2 separate regions of the Mus musculus genome follow, and region 1 is linked to region 2. Evidence: chromatin loops called from intact Hi-C (ENCODE). Cell type or tissue: heart. All regions are shown on one strand. Links, peaks and the distances in the headings refer to the core of each region. The heading gives the core; the rest is flanking DNA.

The links. Peaks named below come from ENCODE experiments on the same cell type or tissue, not always from the same donor. Only the 100,000 strongest peaks of a DNase experiment are listed, where the experiment ranks them.
Region 1: a loop joins it to region 2, with 1.9 times the contacts of the local background. A loop is called at or near these places in 4 of 42 quality-filtered maps.

The regions. Positions count from the first base shown.
Region 1 is chr9:32,811,206-32,821,032 of GRCm38, forward strand. The region is part of intron 2 of Gm3331 (a long non-coding RNA gene); the gene reads left to right. Among named protein-coding and RNA genes, the nearest start is that of Gm3331, 33 kb to the left of the region's middle. In heart, for the core only: a CTCF peak has its summit at 5,373; a DNase peak (open chromatin) is centred at 5,566.
Region 2 is chr9:32,756,703-32,766,529 of GRCm38, forward strand. Ets1 (E26 avian leukemia oncogene 1, 5' domain) reads left to right here. Exons shown (of 10, transcript NM_001372534.1): 10 at 1-1,118. Among named protein-coding and RNA genes, the nearest start is that of Gm3331, 22 kb to the right of the region's middle. In heart, for the core only: no CTCF peak of the experiment used is centred there; DNase peaks (open chromatin) are centred at 4,149, 4,829 and 7,839; H3K27ac peaks cover 1,590 bases; H3K27me3 peaks cover 513 bases.

The DNA of each region.
Region 1 (9,827 bases), core at 1,162-9,161, 55 kb after region 2:
TTGAAGGTCTGATAGAACTCTGCACTAAACCCATCTGGTCCTGGGCTGATTTTGGTTTGGAGACTATTGATGACTGCTTCTATTTCTTTAGGGGATATGGGACTGTTTAGATCATTAACTTGATCCTGATTTAACTTTGGTACCTGCTATCTGTCTAGGAAGTTGTCCATTTCATCCAGGTTTTCCAGTTTTGTTGAGTATAGCCTTTTGTAGTAGGATCTGATGATGTTTTGGATTTCCTCAGATTCTGTTGTTATGTCTCCTTTTTCATTTCTGATTTTGTTAATTAGAATACTGTCCTGTGCCCTCTAGTTAGTCTGGCTAAGGGTTTATCTATCTTGTTGATTTTCTCAATGAACCAGCTTCTGGTTTGGTTGATTCTTTGAATAGGGTTTTTTTGTTTTTTGTTTTTTGTTTTTTTTTGTTTTTTGTTTTTTTGGTTGTTGTTTTTGTTTCCACTTGGTTGATTTCAGCCCTGAGTTTGATTATTTCCTGCCCTCTACTCCTCTTGGGTAAATTTGCTTCCTTTAGTTCTAGAGCTTCTAGATGTGCTGTCAGGCTGCTAGTGTATGCTCTCTCTAGTTTCTTTTTGGAGGCACTCAGGGCTATAAGTTTTCCTCTTAGGATTGCTTTCATTGTGTCCCATAAGTTTGGGTATATTGTGGCTTCATTTTCATTAAACTCTAAAAAGTCTTTAATTTCTTTCTTATTTCTTCCTTGACCAAGGTATCGTTGAGTAGAGTGTTGTTCAGTTTCCATGTGAATGTTGGCTTTCTATTATTTATGCTGTTATTGAAGATCAGCCTTAGTCTGTGGTGATCTGATAGGATGCATGGGATAATTTCAATATTTTTGTATCTGTTGAGGCCTGTTTTGTGACCGATTATATGATCAGTTTTGGAGGAGGTACCATGTGGTGCTGAGAAGGTATATCCTTTTGTTCTAGGATAAAATGTTCTGTAGATATCTATTAAATCCATTTGTTTCATAACTTCTGTTAGTGTCCATGTGTCTCTGTTTAGTTTCTGTTTCCAGGACCTGTCCATTGGTGAGGTTGGGGTGTTGAAGTCTCCCACTATTATTGTGTGAGGTGCAATGTGTGCTTTGAGCTTTACTAAAGTTTCTTTAATGGATGTGGCTGCTCTTGCATTTGGAGCATAGATATTCAGAATTGAGAGTTCATCTTGGTTGATTTTACCTTTGATGAGTATGAAGTGCCCCTCCTTGTCTTTTTTCATATATTTGGGTTGGAAGTCAATTTTATTCAATATTAGAATGGCTACTCCAGCTTGTTTCTTTGGACCATTTGCTTGGAAAATTGTTTTCCAGCCTTTCACTCAGAGGTAGTGTTTGTCTTTTTCCCTAAGGTGGGTTTCCTGTAAGCAGCAAAATGTTCGGTCCTATTTGTATAGCCAGTCTATTAGTCGAGGTCTTTTCATTGGGGGAACTGAGTCCATTGATGTTGAGAGAAATTAAAGAAAAGTAATTGTTGCTTCCTATTATTTTTGTTGTTAAAGTTGGGATTCTGTTCTTTTGAGGCTGTCTTCTTTTAGGTTTGTTGAAGGATTACTTTCTTGTTTTTTCTAGGGTATAGTTTCCATCTTTGTGTTGGTGTTTTCCCATTATTATCCTTTGAAGGACTGGATTTGTGGAAAAATATTCTGTGAATTTGGTTTTGTCATGGAATACTTTGGTTTCTCCATCTATGGTAATTGAGAGTTTTGCTGGGTATAGTAGCCTGGGATGGCATTTGTGTCCTCTTAGGGTCTGTATAACATCTGTCCAGAATCTTCTGGCTTTCATAGTCTCTGGTGAGAAGTCTGGTGTAATTCTAACAGGCCTGCCTTTATATGCTACTTGACCTTTTCCCCTTACTGCTTTTAATATTCTATCTTTATTTAGTGCAATTTTTTTGTTCTGATTATTATGTGTTGGGAGGTATTTCTTTTCTGGTCCAGTCTATTTGGAGTTCTGTAGGCTTCTTGTATGTTCATGGGCATCTCTTTCTTTAGGTTTGGGAAGTTTTCTTCTATAATTTTTTGAAGATATTTGCTGGCCCTTTAAGGTGAAAATCTTCATTCACATCTACTCCTATTATCTCTAGATTTGGTCTTCTCATTGTGTCCTGGATTTCCTTGATGTTTTGAGTTAGGACCTTTTTGCATTTTGCATTTTCTTTGATTGTTGTGCCCATGTTCTCTATGGAATTTTCTGCATCTGAGATTCTCTCTTCCATCTCTTGTATTCTGTTGCTGATGCTCGCATCTATGGTTCCTGATTTCTTTCTAGGGTTTCTATCTCCAGAGTTGTCTCACTTTGGGTTTTCTTTATTGTTTCTACTTCCCTTTTTAGGTCTTAGATTGTTTTGTTAAATTCAATCACCTGTTTGATTGTATTTTCCTGTAATTCTTTAAGGGATTTTTGTGGTTCCTCTTTAAGGACTTCTAACTGTTTAGCAGTGTTTTCCTGTGATCCTTTAAGGACTTCTTCCTGTTTAGCAGTGTTCTCCTGAATTTCTTTAAGTGAGTTATTAATGCCCTTCTTAAGGTCCTCTACCAGCATCATGAGATATGATTTTGAATCTGAATCTTGCTTTTCGGGTGTGTTGGGGTATCCAGGACTGGCTGAGGTGGGAGTGCTGTGTTCTGATGATGGTGAGTGGTCTTAGTTTCATTTGGCAAGATTCTTACGTTTGCCTTTTGCCATCTGATAATCTCCGATGTTCGTTGTTATAGTTGTCTCTGGCTGAAGTCTGTTCCACCTGCAATTCTGTTAGCCTCTGTCAGCAGTCCTGGGAGTCCAGCTCTCTTCTGAGTCTCAGTGGTCAGAGTACTCTCTTTAGGCAACCTCTCCTCTTGCAGGGAAGGTGCACAGAGGTCTGGAGTTCAGACCTGCCTCCTGGCTGAAGATGAAGCCCTGAAACAGGGCCTGTCCCAGAAGATGTGTTGCTGCATCAGTCTGCACACTCACCTGCACAGATTTGTATTAGAGGGACCTGGGAGACAAGATGGCTCCCTCACCTGCCCTGGAGATCAGAGTCTGCCCAGGTGGCCACCTCTCCTCTAGCGGGGTAGATGCCCGGATGTCTGCAGCCCAAAACAGGGCCTGTCCCAAAAGCTGTGTCGATTCTGCAGTCTGTTCGCTCACCTTCTGCAGTCCCTTGTCAATATTTTCTAAAACAAAGAAAAAATTAGGGAAATTGTTGGAATTGGTAGAATCTGCCATCTTCTAGAAAACTAGGAAGTAACAAATTGAAAAAACTCTTGGTTATGCCAGATGTGGACAGCTGCTGATTTAGAAATATAGGAAGTTTTGAGCAAAGGGAAGAAAGGAAGAATGTATGTTACTAGAAGTCTGTGTAAGAAATAGAGAAATGTGAATGGAACACTCAGCTTCCATGAACTCAAAACTGTAGATAATATAAACAGGGGTATTAGGGATGAAATGTCTCAGGGCATACTCTGATTCTCTTCATAGATGACGAAAGGCAAAGGAGACATCTGGTCCCTGTACCTATGTCTGCTAGATCTATGTTTGGAATATTAGTGTTGTGTGCAAGGGTCCATGGTTACATGACTCCTAGGATAGCGGTCTCTAAATGTATATGGGCCGTGACTTTCTTTGTTTTATGGAATAAAGCTACTCTCTTTCATCCATTGCTCTAAACAACAATAGCAAAAACAAAAACAAAAACAAAAACAAAAAAACAAAAAACAAACAAACAAACAAAACCCCCCCATATCAGGCTAACTGAAAGTGAATCAGAAAACCATGGACTTAGATGAAATCAGGCTGTCTGGTGTTCAAATTTGGGTCAAATTCCAGAGTTTTAGTACTGAATTCCTTTGTATAATTTCTTATCAGATATATCATTAATGTCCTTGCCTAGGATTGATAAGCATTCTATGGACTGAAAAGGACTGAAAAGTTACTGTGAGCTTATTTGAGCTAATCTTTCAAAGATGAGGGACTTTATTTTCAATTTCTTTGGGGGATCCAAAATGCCATGCAAATGACCAGTGTGGGTCGCTTAATTGTTTGGGGTCAGACAAAATCTGGCAGGGGAGGATGGGCTTTGGTTTTGCAAATTGATGATTGCACAAACTGGGGAATGGATAACAACTTCTCTTTTCCAGAATGGCTTTCTCAGCATATGGGAACCACAACCAAGTTAGCAGGATCCTGAAGCAAGCAGGCGGACATGGACCAAATTCCAGAGAATAACATGGGGAATCCAGGGGGTTATCCTTACCTCACATAAGGATGTATATATAGCTCACATGAGGACACTAAGCTTCTTCTTAGCCTTCTTCAACTTCTTCTCAGTCTCATTTATTACACCAGAACACTCAACTGCTGGTCGCTTGGTCCGCCACTGTTACATCCTCTTCTGAAAAGCTCGAAGGAAGCACAGTGACATTCTGCCTGTAGTTGGCACAGCAGTGAGATCAGTATGCACACTACATATGCGGTCTGCTTTATAACGTTATTGCTCAGAAACAGGATGGAGGGTGTGCTGGCTCAGAGGTACTGGGAGAACCACAAAAGAGACACCTGGTGAGAGCTGCAAAGGAAGCAAGGACTGCTGACAAGGGTCACTTGGTGTGAGGTTCTCCACTGGGCACAAGATTACTTGGCCAATCTATTCCAAGTGGGGCATTTTTTTCCCTGTGGAACGTTCCCTTATCCCTCCTTCTTTTCCACCTTTCCAGAATTTCTGAAGATACTTTCATCTCTGACCATCTGCCATTGTTTTACCTTACCACCACTGCCCATGCGACATATAGAGGCTGTTAAATGGACAGATGATTGAGACTGTGGTATGGAAGAGGAGCTATTAGAACATTTAAACCCTGAGAATCTTGCATGTGGGGTATCATTCCTTTCTTTATGATTTTTATGCTAATAGTTTGGTGGCAAAATATTTTACCAGAGACCGGGGAGTGACCAACAACCAAACCATTTGGAAGAAGCCATTCTACATCAAAACTTGTCTATCATACCCTTAAAATCAGCCAATTACTGTGGCAATTTGTGTGAGAGAGTGTGTGTGTTCTTTCACTTTTCTTATTCTTTGAGGCAAGAGAAAACATTACTTGCGTGCTAATGGGCAGAGGTCTTTCAGGGCGCATGCGCCAGAGCATATACTTTTCTACAGGGTCCTCCTGCTTGGTGTTTCTGTAAGCAGAGCAGAATCACATTGCACCATTGCTTCCTTTCTCTCTGTGCTTAGAAGCTTGACCACTCCAGAGACTGCTGCACCAAGGGCTTCTGAGAAATGCAACCCTTGCCTGAGGATGCTGGGAAGAAATAGCAGCGGAGCCAGTGTCCTCTTTACAGAACTCCTCAAGTCACAGAACGCTGAGTTCTCCTGGTGGTCATGGGTTCATGCTACTTCATCTTACAGCTAAAGAGACCGACTTCCAGAGGGAAAAAAAGAAACTTGACTAGACCTTCCCTACAACAGAGCTGGGACACAGCCTGGGCTTCTAAGCTCCCTGTAGTCAACTGCAGCTCCCCAGGGCTTCCTCCTTCCTTCCTCCAAATCTGGAGGACCCGAGAGGGGACAGCTGTGGGTAGTTTTGCGCACAGGTGTTTCCGTTGGTTCCCAGACTCTGCTGCTTTTCTGGGAGACTCATTTGTAGGCTTTGCCCCGTCTCTTGAGATTCCCGGATCGCAGTCTAGACCGACTCCAGAGACTTCCTTCTCAGGGGCATCCAAGAGAGGTCAGCTATTCATTCTCGCCTGAGTCATAAGGGGTGGGCACGGTCCCAGGATCTTGCTTCTTAAGACTCAGCTCAATGTCCACCTGACTCAGCAGGAGCTGCTGACTTTCCTGGGGATGCTCTCACCAGAAGTTATGAGGTTGTGTTTCTGTTTCTGTGAGGAGGAGACAAAAAGAGCTGACAGTGACCACTGGGAAGGAGAAGGCACACACACAAACACAGCATTCTCAACCCTATAAATAACCCTAATTAAAAAGAAAACACCAGCATGCTCTCATCTTTTTAACTTTTTTTCTGGTTGGACATCATGGGAGGTCCTCCCAGAGGAACATCTAGGCTTGCCAACAATAACCAGGCTCTGAGAAAGAGAAGTTTCTATGTCTCTGTCTCTCTCTGTCTCTCTGTCCCTCTGTCTCTGTCTGTCTCTGTCTCTATGTCTCTGTCTCCCTGTCTTTGTCTCTCTCTCTGTCTCTCTCCCCCTTTGTCTCTGTCTTTCTGTCTCTCTCTCTCCCCCTCTCTCCCAGCCAGTTCGAATCTCAAGCATCTTTTTCTCACCATTCGTTCTGATCCTCCCTTCCCCCTTTCTGTTCTTTAAGGTGATGCTCACCCTGTCTCTGAATTTGTATTCTACCCTGAAGTATGAAGCACTGTCAGTTGATTTATGAGGGCAGTTCAGTGGGGCATCATTCATCACACAATTAAAATAGTGCATGAGGGCTTCCCCTGGAGGGAGGTTTTGGCTATTCTAGACTCATTTTTAAAACGGACCAGATAACAGGAGACACAGCACAGAAGTCGCTTTCTCTTACAAAACAGGAGGAATGGGGAATGCAGCTTAGCTGTCTAAGAAAGCTCTTTGAGCCCCACCAGGAGGGCAGAGTCTCTGTACAACTAGAGTATGGGGAGGCTACTTCAGGTGACAGTCTGAGGTCCCAGTGTGGCCCAGCCTTCTGTTTTGTGAAAGAGGATCCAGGCCTGAGAATTTTATAGGACCCTCCCTACGCTCCAGGACACACAGTGGGACATGAACTGAATGGAGGAAGAACTAAGCGCTCAGTTTCAAGTTAGAGTTCTTCAGCATTTAAACTTAGAAAGTATGGTCATTTAATTCCCAACATTGTAAAACAGAACAAAACAAAGCATTGCGAGAAGTTTTACTAGCTTAGATTGATGCAGCTAAACATCAGCAGGGCCAAAGGCTCTCATAAATGCAGCAATCCTAGGTGGTCTCTTCAACATCACACTCCTTATTTGTGTGTCTCATGCCAGTTTTAGATCCCCAAACAATCCCACACACTTAGACCACAACTATTTATTGAGCATAAATATTTAGTGCCCCTCCATGCTTCCAAGTATCCAGTGAATAATGCTATCATTTTATTAATGACACTGAACTCCCCCCTCTCTGTATGTGTGTGTGCATGTAATGTGCATGTGTGGTATTCAGTGTGTGCATAGAGGCTTCCATATGTCTGAGTGTTTATATGCATTCGTAGACCACAAGGCTGATTTCTAGAATCATGCTTGATAGCTTTTGCATATTATTCATTGAGGCAGAGTCTCCACAGAGTTCTTCAGTATGACTAGTCTCTTTAACCAGCCTGCTCCAGGGTTCCTGTCTCAACTTTCCAAGGCTGGAATTACAGAGAGATGGACATGTACAACTGGCTTTTATGTGGGTCCTGGTGACCCACGATGGTTCTCACACAGAAGCATTCTTAACTACTGAGCCATCTCTCCAGCCCCTCATCTGTTTTTCCCTCTGCCTCTTCAACTAGCTGTAAAGGCTAGACTCTCTGTTTTTATTATCTTCTAATTGCTGAGACCCGTGGTTGCTAGAGTTTACCGTTAGCTTTCCCTAAACCAGGCTCTGTCCTTGATGTTCTGAAGATATGGAAAGTATAATCTCGTTATCCTAGCAGCCTAAAAAGAGGAATAAGATTTATATTTCTAATTCTGTATGTTTTCTATATAGGAAGATTATTAAAAATTCGAACCTTTGGGGCTGGAGAGATGGCTAATCAGTTACAAGCAGTGGATAGTTCTGCAGAGGACCTGGGTTCAATTCCTAACGTGCAAATGGTACCTCACAGCTGTCTGTAGCTCGGGCACCAGGGGGTCCAACCACCTCTTTGGGTTTCTGAAAGTACCAGACACACAAGTGGTACATAATAATACATGCAGGCAAAACACCTCTACACATAAAAAGTAAATAAAAGAATGAAAACCAATAAAATAGTGTAATTAAAAAAACGCACACTGAATAAAATTAAAAAGTGCTAATATGGTGTGTTAAGTGACGTTTGCTTGGTCCTCTCATCTTCTCGAATCCTTTATATTTGCTTTAAATGTTTAGACACTGCAGGCTTTTTAGTTCCTTTCTGCATGGGTTGATCTTCCTTACGCACAGTTCTAAAGCCCACTCTATCCTTTAAGATTATGCAGAAATGGCTTTGACAGTCCCTTTTCTTCTCCTATGTCCATCTCTCACAACACTGCCACAAGACCAGTTATATCTTCTTAATTTTCCCGTTTTTCCTTGCAATAAACTTGAGTGCTGTAGATCACAGGTGTGGTTCTAGAGGGCTGTGACAACTTACTGTGACTTTTTTGATTATTGTTCTTTGCTGCTGTCACCATGGGCTATACTTCTCACACCACTCTGAGTGCTACTGAACCCATGAAGACACCCATCTTCTGCTCTAAGATTATCTGCAGGTCTGGCAGGACTGAGAGATCCTTTCAGGAAGCAGCAGGTTTGGGGCTCTGCAATATGTTCCCCATGGTTATCTTATTCTCTCTGAGGGGCTGCCCCTTGGTTTAGAACTCCAAACAATGGCTTCATTTTACCTTCTAGTCTAGACCTAAACTGGAGGGATTTCAAGTGGAAAAACATGCTGATTCTATGAATACATTTATGAGTTAGTGGACATAGACTGCTGTAGGAATTGTATTTAATCCAATTTATTATTATTTTGAGGGAACTTTGACAATGACAGACCAACACCTTAAGATTACAGATCTTTATCCCATGTTTTTCCCCCAAATCTAAAAATATTGGACATGCCAATATCTATGGTGCCAACTCTTTGGGTGCTTGTATTTAATTCAGAGCCACAATCCCTTTAATACTCTAGCTTTCTGAAACCGGTATATTTCAATGGATACGCGTTAAGAAAGTTCCTTGAATCCTCCATTTGATTAAATATAAAGGAGAAAAGAAGGTGGAAAATTGGTCTAAACTTATAAGTGCTTGAAAAACCCAGCGCTGTTTATCTACCCACAATATACATGGATACTCATGTATTACATAGTCTAATTGTTTCCTTGTAAATGCTTGGTGAGTATAGGAAGGAGGGATAGAGAGAAAAACAATATGATAAAAATGAAGGGAAAATAGGTTTTCATGAGTAGTGAGGTAAGCAAAGAGAAAGAAACATCTCTTCATGCACAGAGAGAAAACAAGAAGGATGCTCTTCTTCGCATTTACATTGCAAGAATTGGAAACTTCGTTCTCCTTAACGACTGACTCACACAGTGTGCAGGCTTCAGTGACAGGCTCCTTGAGGTCAAGGGTAACAGCTTAGGACTTCCTGTGACTGGGCAGGGAACAGTCCTTTCATGTGGTCTTATACAGAACACTCTGAGATCTCAGAGAAGCCACGAGCCCTAACTCAAGAATAGGCTGGATGAGCGGTCTCCCAAGCAGTAGCCCATATTCTTCGTGTGTGGGAAATACAGAGAACATGGCACAGAGTCAGACATTCGAGAGAATTCAATGAATTGCTGCATGAGCAATGGAAAAGGAGAAATCAGAAGAGTAATATTCATTGTCACGCTCAATTCCATTTGACTTTGTATATTTCTGTGTATATGCACGGATTCTGTTTGTTTATATATGAGTATACTATATAGTTGTCCATTCCTGTGCATGTGCATGGAGAGCAGCGGTCAGGGGAGACACTGAATGCTCAGCTGTATTGGTCAGGGTTTCTTAAAAGAACAAAACAAGAAGATGAATGTATATATTATCTTAATTTATCAATCCATCATACATTAAAATAGTAACAAGTTGCCTCATGCCTGAGATGCTGAGAACTT
Region 2 (9,827 bases), core at 567-8,566:
CCTCCTGAGAGCCTACCACCTGCAGTCCCCTAGCAGAGAAGACATAAGAAAGTGTCTCCCACACTCCTCAGCGTGCTGACTTGCCTGCCTTGATGCCCTTTCTCCCTAGGTCCACCACTTTTCAGGATTTGTAGATAGTATATTAGTCAGACAGCTTTGTTGTCCATCTGGCCAGATGCTTTCCCCCATCTCCTCCGAAGGCCAGAGACCATCCCAGGAAGAGTGGCGGGTGGTTTATACACTGGAAATGTAGCAGCATTGCTGCATTGATGCTCTTTTAAAACACGTTCACTTCACAGGAAGGATGAACAGATCTGACCTAGCTGGGCGACTCCATCATTTTCCCAGAGAAATGCTTTAACCTGTGTGGCTGGCTTTGGGCTCAGAGGCGGGGCTAAGGATGCTCCCTGCGGAGAGCTCTGATGGTGTGGCCATGGAGACCTTGTAAGCATTCAGGATCAGAGATGCTCTTCCTCACTTTGGAGACCAGCACTCTGGGTTTTAAAGCATTAACCTTCATGGTGAAATCACACCTTCTCTCTCCTAGCCATGCTGTGCATGCGGCCTTCTCTGTTGGGGTCTATATAAACCTGTTGAACTCTTACGTACATTCCAAAGACGTTTCAAGGAACCACAAGTATATGTATACAAATACATATATGAAGTATATATGTTAAAGTGAATTTATCTCTATCAGGAATACTGCCTCAGTTATTGAATTTTTTTTAAGGATACTTTTTTTTTTAAAGCTGAGAATTATTGAGGTGAAAAAGATGTTATATTGTGTTTGACTTTTTCCAACTTGTATTTTCATATAATTTATATTTTTTAAATGCTGAAAATTTAAAAGCAAGATTTAAAAAGGAAAAGCAGGTGCTTTTTAAAAATCAGAACTGAGGTAGCTTAGAGATGTAGCGATGTAAGTGTCTTAAATGTTTTTTGTTTTTTTTTTAAAAACAAATGCAAAAAATTCTTATGGGGGAGTTTTTGGTTTGTTTCATTTAAGTAGCTGATGCTGGCACATCATTTTGCTGGAAAATTTTTTATATACTGTAGGCTGATTTCATATTGTATTTTAAACTGTGTGAAATTAAAGAAACAAAGAAATTCATTCATAATGAGGTGGCTCTGGCTTGATTCTTTCCTGTCTACGTCGTGGGAGAATTAGGAGAAATCAATCAACCAGAGAAAAGCACAGAAGAAATACAGGGCAGTTCTCCAGATCCTGCGGCTTAGGGTCATTCTAGATAAAGGTTGCCTAATAAAGGGTTAGAGGTATAGGGACACAGGATTCCTGTCCCAGTGATTCCCTGCATTGTTTGTTTCCACCTGTGCTGTTGCCCCCACCTTCCTTGTCAAACATCACTGTTCATGTCTGAAGGACCAAGAACCATGTGAAGAAAAAAACTGACGACTCAACGGGTAGTCACTGATGGAGTCCAGCTAGGTCCAGTTCCTGATGTTCATATAGACAGACCATGATGTTTGGTTTCTTCTGAAGAAAGCTGTGCTCTTTGGCAGTTAGAACTCATCACATCCATCTCTTTGGCCTCAACTTTTCCACTGGGGCTAGGCACGAAGAAGGATACTATCTGTTAGAACCACTCCAGCCTATGTCATGAATAGAATACATACTTCCAAGTGTTTTGGGACAGGAATGCTTAGGGCTGCATTCTGTATGCGGGTTTTTTTTTTCTAGTTGAAACTGTAGAAGGTGGATGTTTTTAATTAACACCAACATTTGCAACATGAATCCCAACTCACAGCTGGAAAGAGAATTTTTGCTGAATTGTTCACAAAGAGAACTGTGTTTTTGGAAAATCTGTTTCTTCAGCCCTGGAACTTGAGGTTTGCTGAGCACACTTTAAACACGGACTGTGTGGTCTAGTGGTCAGAGCCCAGCTGGCCAGGAGAGTGGCTTTGGTCTTGGGTATCTGGTAAAGCCACCACTACTCCTGGACAGATTTTTTTTGTTGTCGAGGTGAGGTCCTCAGATTTTGTCCTTCTCAGCTGCAAACCTGGGCAAAGCCCCTACTCCCAAGCCAACCAGAAGCCACATCTGAGATCCTCTAACCCTGCATAAACTATTCAAATGGGTTGCAGCTTCAGTCAAAGCTTTGGACAAAAACTGATCCAAGTTGACGTTATCTCTCAGGATATCTGACTACACGGAGACCACAGTAAACAGCACAAGGCACATGTGAGTGAAGTCAGCTTAGTCCCTTCTCTCTGCATCCAGAAGCCACAGATCCAGTGGGTTATTTTCAGGCAGTTGGGCTTTGGTGCTCTCTTAATGACACCAATAAGCCACTGTATGGAAGCCATTGTGGAGGGAAAGGCAGTAATATAGCAACCATTGCAGGAGTTGAGAAGGATGGGTGGGGTAAGGTAAGAGCTACTATTGACAGGAGTCACTTAAGAGAAGGTGGGCATGCACAGACTTCACATGCTTTCAGAAGGTAACAAGTAAGATGTGCCAAGTGGTTTGAATCCTTGTAGCCATGAAATTATATCCAATTCCCCAAACTTCTGACCATGCTTCCATCTCTGAGCTGATAAGCGGATACGTGCGGATCAGTTTTCTGTAGCTATCAGAACATAACTGAGGTAAGTAGCAGAGAAAAGCATTTTCTTTGGCACAGAGTTTTGGAGCCCAAAGTCCAAACTTAGTGGCCCTATGTATATGACCTCTGTTGAGGACCTGATGGTGGGGGCATGGTGTTGGGTGGGTGTAGACAGAGACCTTCCCTGATGAGATAGGGAGCCACAGCGATTAGGGGTCAGGCTTGGTATTTTTATAATAACTCTCAAGAGAACTAAGCCGTTTTCAAAACCAGCATGAATCCCCTTTGAGGTCATGTCCTGTCCTAACCACTTTCCACCAGCCTCCATCTATCTCCAAGAGGCTGCACCAGCACACTGGGATGTTAGGTTCAAATCATATCCACACCATGACAAAGCTTTTCAACATAGTGGACTGTAATTCTTTTAACCTAAAGAGAGATTGTGGTCTGTGTTTGGGGGGAAATGAGGGAGAGACCATGGAAGATAGTGGTAACAAAACAACATTCCTTCTCTGAGATGATTCGATTGTCCTTCAGAGTATGGAACCCACTTACATGGCCCAAATGAGTAACCTCCTGACATATGCCATGACACTGAATAAGCTCTCTCCTGGATGAATAAGACTCTATTTCATCCCCAGTGGGCCAGCCCCATTCATTCATTTACATGTTTGCCTGTTCCCTGTAGAATGTGAGTCTGCAGCTCTTACATATATCTCTCCTTAGTTCATGTTTATTTAACATGAAGCTTATTGGAGTCAAGAAACGCTAGTGGAAGGGAGTACAAAAGGTCACCGGGCTCGCCAGAGAGCCATCTGACTTGTAACCCCTTGTTTCTTCCATGTGCTTGCCCTAGGACTTGAAAGACTTCCTTTGAGGACACAGGGTGGTGGCTCACCCTCTGTGGGATCCATAATCCTGGTACTAAGAGGTACACTTCATCCTCTAAACATGGAAAGGGAACAAAGTCTCCTTTTAAGCAAGGATGCTTTTCAACTGTCAAAATCCTCTGTGACCTCTCCTTTTTGGTAGAGTTCGCGCTGGAGGTGGTTGGTAATGTGGTCTGCTTCTACAGAGGCTCTTCTCTGTCTCAGATTGGGAGGATCCTTCTGACGCACCTGGGAGCTGCCTCTAGGACCAACCCTAGCCACTTGGTACCTATCCCATATTGGCTGAATTTACTGTTAGCTGCAAACCACCCAAAGGGATCCCTCCATGCTATAAAACCCCACCTGGTCCTAAAAGCAATGAAAAACAAGACCAAAACCATTCTATGGTACCTGTTGTAATAAGGCAATCATTCCAGGGGTCTAATTATAGCAGGCGTTGATGCACTGGAGAAAAATCCCAAGGATAAATTTGGGTCACACCCATACGTTGAGAGCTTAGAACTCAGGGGATAAAGTGGACCTGTCCTCTGCCTTTGGGCCAATGCCATTTCCTGTTTTACTTTATGTCCCAGCCCCCTCCTATGTTTCCATTTTCCTGACAAATATGTCTGTCCTGGGAAAGCCACTCTTCAATGGCCTGGCATATCTCTATGTGCTGACGTCCAAAATAACGATAGCAATGAACATCTGCCCACAGCAACAAGAGGAAATCTACAATGGCCAGGTCTTGTGACACGCTCCCAATTCCCAAAGCCTGCAGGGAGTTTACAGACCTGTCTAATCTCTCCTCTCTGTCACTCAGGCTCTGATACGCCTAGCCACAGCACTGCACAGGGAACTTTGATGTTGAGTTGACTCTGGTCACTCCCTGTGATAAGACATAAAGAGTCTAGGAAACTTTCAGCAGCCACTTGTGGTAATTACTAAGGTCAGAGATGGCCAGTGTCTTCTCTATGTTGTCTGCTTGACACACTATCAGTTGAAGCCATTGCACCTGAGCTATTCTATAGCAGGCAATTGTAACATTTGTGTAGGCAAATGTGAAACTACAGCTTATTCTTTGAGATCCGTTCCCAAGGTGTACCTGCAAATAACAAGAGAGCATTGACACTTGAAAAACTGACACCGGTCTTCAGACGGCCAGACCACCAGTGGTAACAATTAGTAGCTTGGTCTGAGATTGCTTTGTCAACTCAAGACTCCTCCAAACTATGGAAGAGAGATGGCAATAGGGACTTTCTATGTACTTTGGGAATTTTGTGCACTGTTCATAAGAAATGGTAGCTGGCCTCACAGATCTCTGAGACAGAAAGTTCAAGACCTAATTCAGAGATGGGGGTGTTGCTCAGTGATGAGTGAGCACTTATCTACTGTACACAAGGTCCCAACGATGTGAAGAAAGGGAGGAAGGAAGGAAGGAAACAACACAGCCCAACCCCAACCCCATCCCTAACAATTGAGAGCCTGTCTCTCTTCCAAGCTACATTTTAGGTCAGTCTTGTTCCATAATTTCTGACTTCCCTGTCAATAGAAGATTCACAAAGTCGCAATACACAAAGAAATGTGGTCCTTTAATTGGAGACATATACACACATCTGTATGTATTTTGTATATGAGTATTATTTGCATCTTAAGTAGATAAGATGATAGACAATGACGGGTGTTTGGAGTGGCAGATATGTGTGCATGTATCTGCTTTCTCCAAAGCCAAGTTTTCAGAACAGTAAAGTATATCCGTGCCCTGGTGCCCAAGGAATTTAAAGCCCCTTTTATGCCCCATCACAGAGCCCTGGAGGAGGGTTCGAGTGTGCCACCGGCATGATACTGGCAGCACATGTTCATTGCTTTAGGAACCTGTGTGTTTAGCCTACTTGAAATTCCACATCAGAACTCTGACTACAGATTCCAAAGAGTCTTCCCTCTGCTGCTGTATGTGATGATCCAAATCCTGAAGCCCAGACAACAAAGACAAGAATTAAAAACAAGGGGGAACACATAACTGAGGGAATCTGGGAGCATTCCAGTTTCCTCAAATCATTCTGTCTGGGTCTTGCTGGCAGCTCCTTTCTCCTCTATATTGAGTTGAAAGGTCTCTTTGGGAAACACAACAGTGTTTCAGGGGTGTCCAATCTACAATTTCATCACAACCATTTTGTCTACAAATGTCATGGTCAATCCTGTTATAAAGAAACCAAACAAACAAAAATCAAATTACAAAATAATCACCCCCAATCTTACAATGTTTTAAACTTATAATTTTTGGAATGGGACACCTTCATAGTTATTGTATAGTACATTTGGACTGTGGACAGTAGGTTAGACACTCCTAGAAGAGTGATAGCCAAGAGTCAAAATGTCAGAAGTCTGATTCTACAGTTTTAGAATCCAAATCACCTTAAGTTGACATTATACAATCCCTTCAGCTAGGCAGTCATGATTTCACAGGGCAGTGGAGGGTACATGACTTGTGTCCTCCAACTATCATCCATTGGTGACAGAACTGGTACAAGAATGCGAATCCTATTTTACTCCAAGTCCTCCCACATTCTTCTTCTCTACTTGGATTATTCTCATCCAATTTCCAGGTAATGCACCCGGCTTAAGCTCATTTCTAGAGGATTCGCTGTTAGTCCTCATTATTATTTGTATTAGCTGTGATGGATTCAATACCCTGCTAAATGCTGAGGTCACCTAAGGAATGGATGAGAATCCCTCTCCAGTGAGATTGACACTGGCTTGATACCAAGAACAAGAACCTGAAGAGGTCTGTGGTCTGAATGGGTGAGGATGAAGCCAGCCAGGTGGGAATGGGAGAGGTTGAGGTACAGAGAAAACGTGCAACCTGCGAGAGAAACCATAACTCAGAAGGACAGAGCAGAAGCTGCAGAAGCAGAGGCTGGGGTGGGGTCACAAGAGATGGGCGGGAGGTGACCCTGTATGGTGGGCCCTGTGAAGCACAAGGTAGAGTCTTGGCACTCTTCCTACTGACTTAGCCACAGCTCCTGCGTTGTGCTTAGAAAGGTCACCCTGTCTCTACATGGCAGATCAGAGGGGACAGGTTGGAGGAAGGAGAGGAGTTGGAACCCGAGTTAGCTCATCTGAAGAGAGGTGGGCACAACCAGAAAGCCACTGAGGTTGTGGGATGCATGCCCTGGTGATGGGCACCAAGGTAGGACTCTATCCCTGCAAGGTGGACTCTACTTAAAGACACCAGTATCATCCTTCTCCTTGGGTACCAGTATCATCAGGATAAGGATTTTAGATCTGTAAAGAACAGTAGAGGTAAGGTCCAGTCTTATCATCACATCCTAAGAGTTAAGGCAATTTCAGTCACATTGCTTGACTGGCTTAAAAATCACGCTGTCAGTCTAACAAAGGTTAAAAACTTGAATCTTTAAGTGTACCCAATAAAGAATCAATCCAGAATGGACTGTTTCTTCTCACCATAAGGGCACTATAAACCCTCACCAGCCCTGGTGCCTCCTCTACCCAGGCTGTAATTGGAAGAATAGGAGAAGGCTGATATTCCTCTCTCAGCTTCAGTTTCTGCTCCTCCAGCCATACAGAGAGCTGCCCAGCTATGTTTGGCAAGTGAACCCGAGCACATTCCCAGAATCCCTCTTGGGGCATAAGGAAGAGCAGGAGTCTGTTGTATCTTCCCTCCAAAAGGATCCTCCATCTCTGTACATAGCCTCGCAGTGCACCTTCTGAGCTAATAGCCTACTGCTTTTAAAGACTCTGTACTATTCTAGTCCCTGGCGATTTCTCCTTTCTGTCCCATCTATTCTGTTTATTCTCCATCTTGCCTTTTTTCTCCTAGTGTCTTGCATCTTGCAATTTTAGAGAAGCAAATTGAGAAATGAAAGCAAGAAGACATTGCATTGAAGGGTCAGCACTCTGAGGATGCACCACTTGGTTTTAAGTCCAGGCCATGTCTTTTGTGAGCTGTGTGAGCAGACACGCTGTTTACATTCTCTGTACCCCTCTTTCTTCATCTATGAGATAGGAATAATGATAAAGACCTCACCGGGGTGATATGGTGGTTGCCAGCTGGATGTAGACCTACAAGGAAGAGAGTTAATGTATAAGAAGGCATGCTTAAGAAGCCCTTTCTCCCTTTAGAGAGCCATGTTTTCCCCAGACTTACAGGATGTGGACTCTAGAATGCCTTTTTGTGGAAGAAGAGGGTCTGACTTCTCTGAACAGGCCTTGGGTATGGCCACAGGCACCCAGGCCATCGGCGGGTCACCGCAGCTGCAGGTGGGCAGAGCAGCTCCCAGTGTGTGCCTGCCAACTCTGGGACTCAGCACTTTCCACTACTGCTGGCTCTGTTTGTTTTCTTCCCTAGGCTCCTCCCGCCCAGCCAGGCCTTCTGAATGAAGTCCAACAGCAACGTTGGGCAGCCCAAAGTCTTCTCCCACTATGGCACAGGGCTCCAAGGCCTCTGCTGGCCTCCTGCTGTTGGCAGGCAGAGGGAACGGGGTAGCTGGCCCACTGCGAAGGCTTATACACAAAGTGCCATTGTATGGCACTGGGCTGTGGGAGACAAATGAAAGGGATTTCAAAATCAATGGCGAGTTATTTTTATCTGCGGAAGGGCTGAAATGCTTTTCTTTTACATCTTGGAAAACAAACTTTAAGGGCTCATTATGCTCCAAGGAGTGTTTTCATTTATCCTGGTACACAAGAATCTAGAAGGATGGTTTCAGAAAGACCTGGGCTCAAAAGGATTGAAGCCCCAAGACCCAAGCTGGAGATCTGTCATCTCTGCATGGGGACCACCCAGTCTCTGCATAGTGTGGTCTGGATCCTTCAAGTCTTGCTTCTCGTCCAGAACTCAGATCACACCGTGGTCCTCTTGAGGGTGTGCCTTTCTGTTCTCATCTCTTTCCCTCTGTCACTCCAAGTCTTGCCCATGGTGCCCTGTGTCCGAGTAGGGTCTCTCTCTGGAATAACACACCTATCCTGTAGGTCAGGGTCACCAAAGGAGGAGGTGTTCAATCCAGCCATCATGGAGGAAACCAGTAAAACATCTATGTGAATTCATGTTTAATGTAACACTAGAAAAGGCCCTTTCTTGACTCATACTGAAAATACACATCACTTCTCCCTCAGCCTGTCTGTCTGGATCATTTGCATATATACAAAGTATCCTGAGGGAAAGAGGGAATCATGAGTGTGGGGGCTGGGGGGCCTATGCTGGTGCTCTTGTTTCTCTGTTCAGCCTATTGCAATGTTCTTAGGTTTCTAGAGACACAATGAGTAGATTTACAAACCAGGTGAGTTAGCTTTACCCCGATAGTCTTCAGGAAATGGGCACATCGCTTACGTGTCTCCAGCAATGAGAGCACAGATTACAGACACTATGCACAATTCAGACACAAGAAGATGAGGAAAATCTCTAGTGTCTTCTTTTCTGCCCCTGAAACAAATTGTCGTCAATGTACTGAAAGTAAAATTGACAATGACTTAATTACATTGATAAGATTTAGACAAAACCCTAAGTACCAGAACTTTCCTATATGTGATTCATACCTGGTGTAGTCAGTGTTTTATTGCTGGGAAGAACATCTATGACCATGGCAACTCTTATAAAGGAAATAGTTTAATTGAGGCTGGCTTATAGTTTCAGAGATATAATCTGCTGTCATAACAATGGGAAGCATGGTGGCTTACATGCACACATGGTACTAGAGAAGTAGCAACAAGCTCTCTACCTGAATCTGAAGGCACCAGGGAGAGCAAGACACTGGGACTGGCTTGAGCATTTGGAACTGCCTACCACCAGTGACACATTTCTTCCAACAAGACCACACCTCCTAATACCTCTCAAGTAGTGCTACTTCCTGATAACCAAGCACTCACATCTATGAGCCCATGGGGGCATTCTTTTTAATACCGCTACAGTATCCATTGTCACTACTGATGATTTAGGCTCTAGAGTATGTGTTGAGAATGTTATCTGATAATGATTGGCACATGTAAATTATAAATAAATAATAATATATGTGCATTGAAGAAGGCTCTTAAAGAGACTTATCAAAGGGGAAATATTGTCAGAGACATTTGGAGATGACTATTGACAGTTATGGTAATCAGTCTTGATTGACAGCCTGATTGGATTGATAGGTGCCTAGATTAGTAAGCACGACTCTTGGTATGTCTGTGCTGGGGGTTGGGAGGTAGTCAGATTGCTTTCAGTATGGTTGAGAAAGATTAGAGCATAGGTGCATATTCCCCCCCTCTCTCCCCCTCTCCCTCCCTCTCCCCCTTCCCCAGCTCTCTCTCTCTCTCTCCCCTCCCCCTCCCCCAGCTCTCTCTCTCTCTCTCTCTCTCTCTCTCTCTCTCCCCCCTAGCTGCTATGATGTGAACT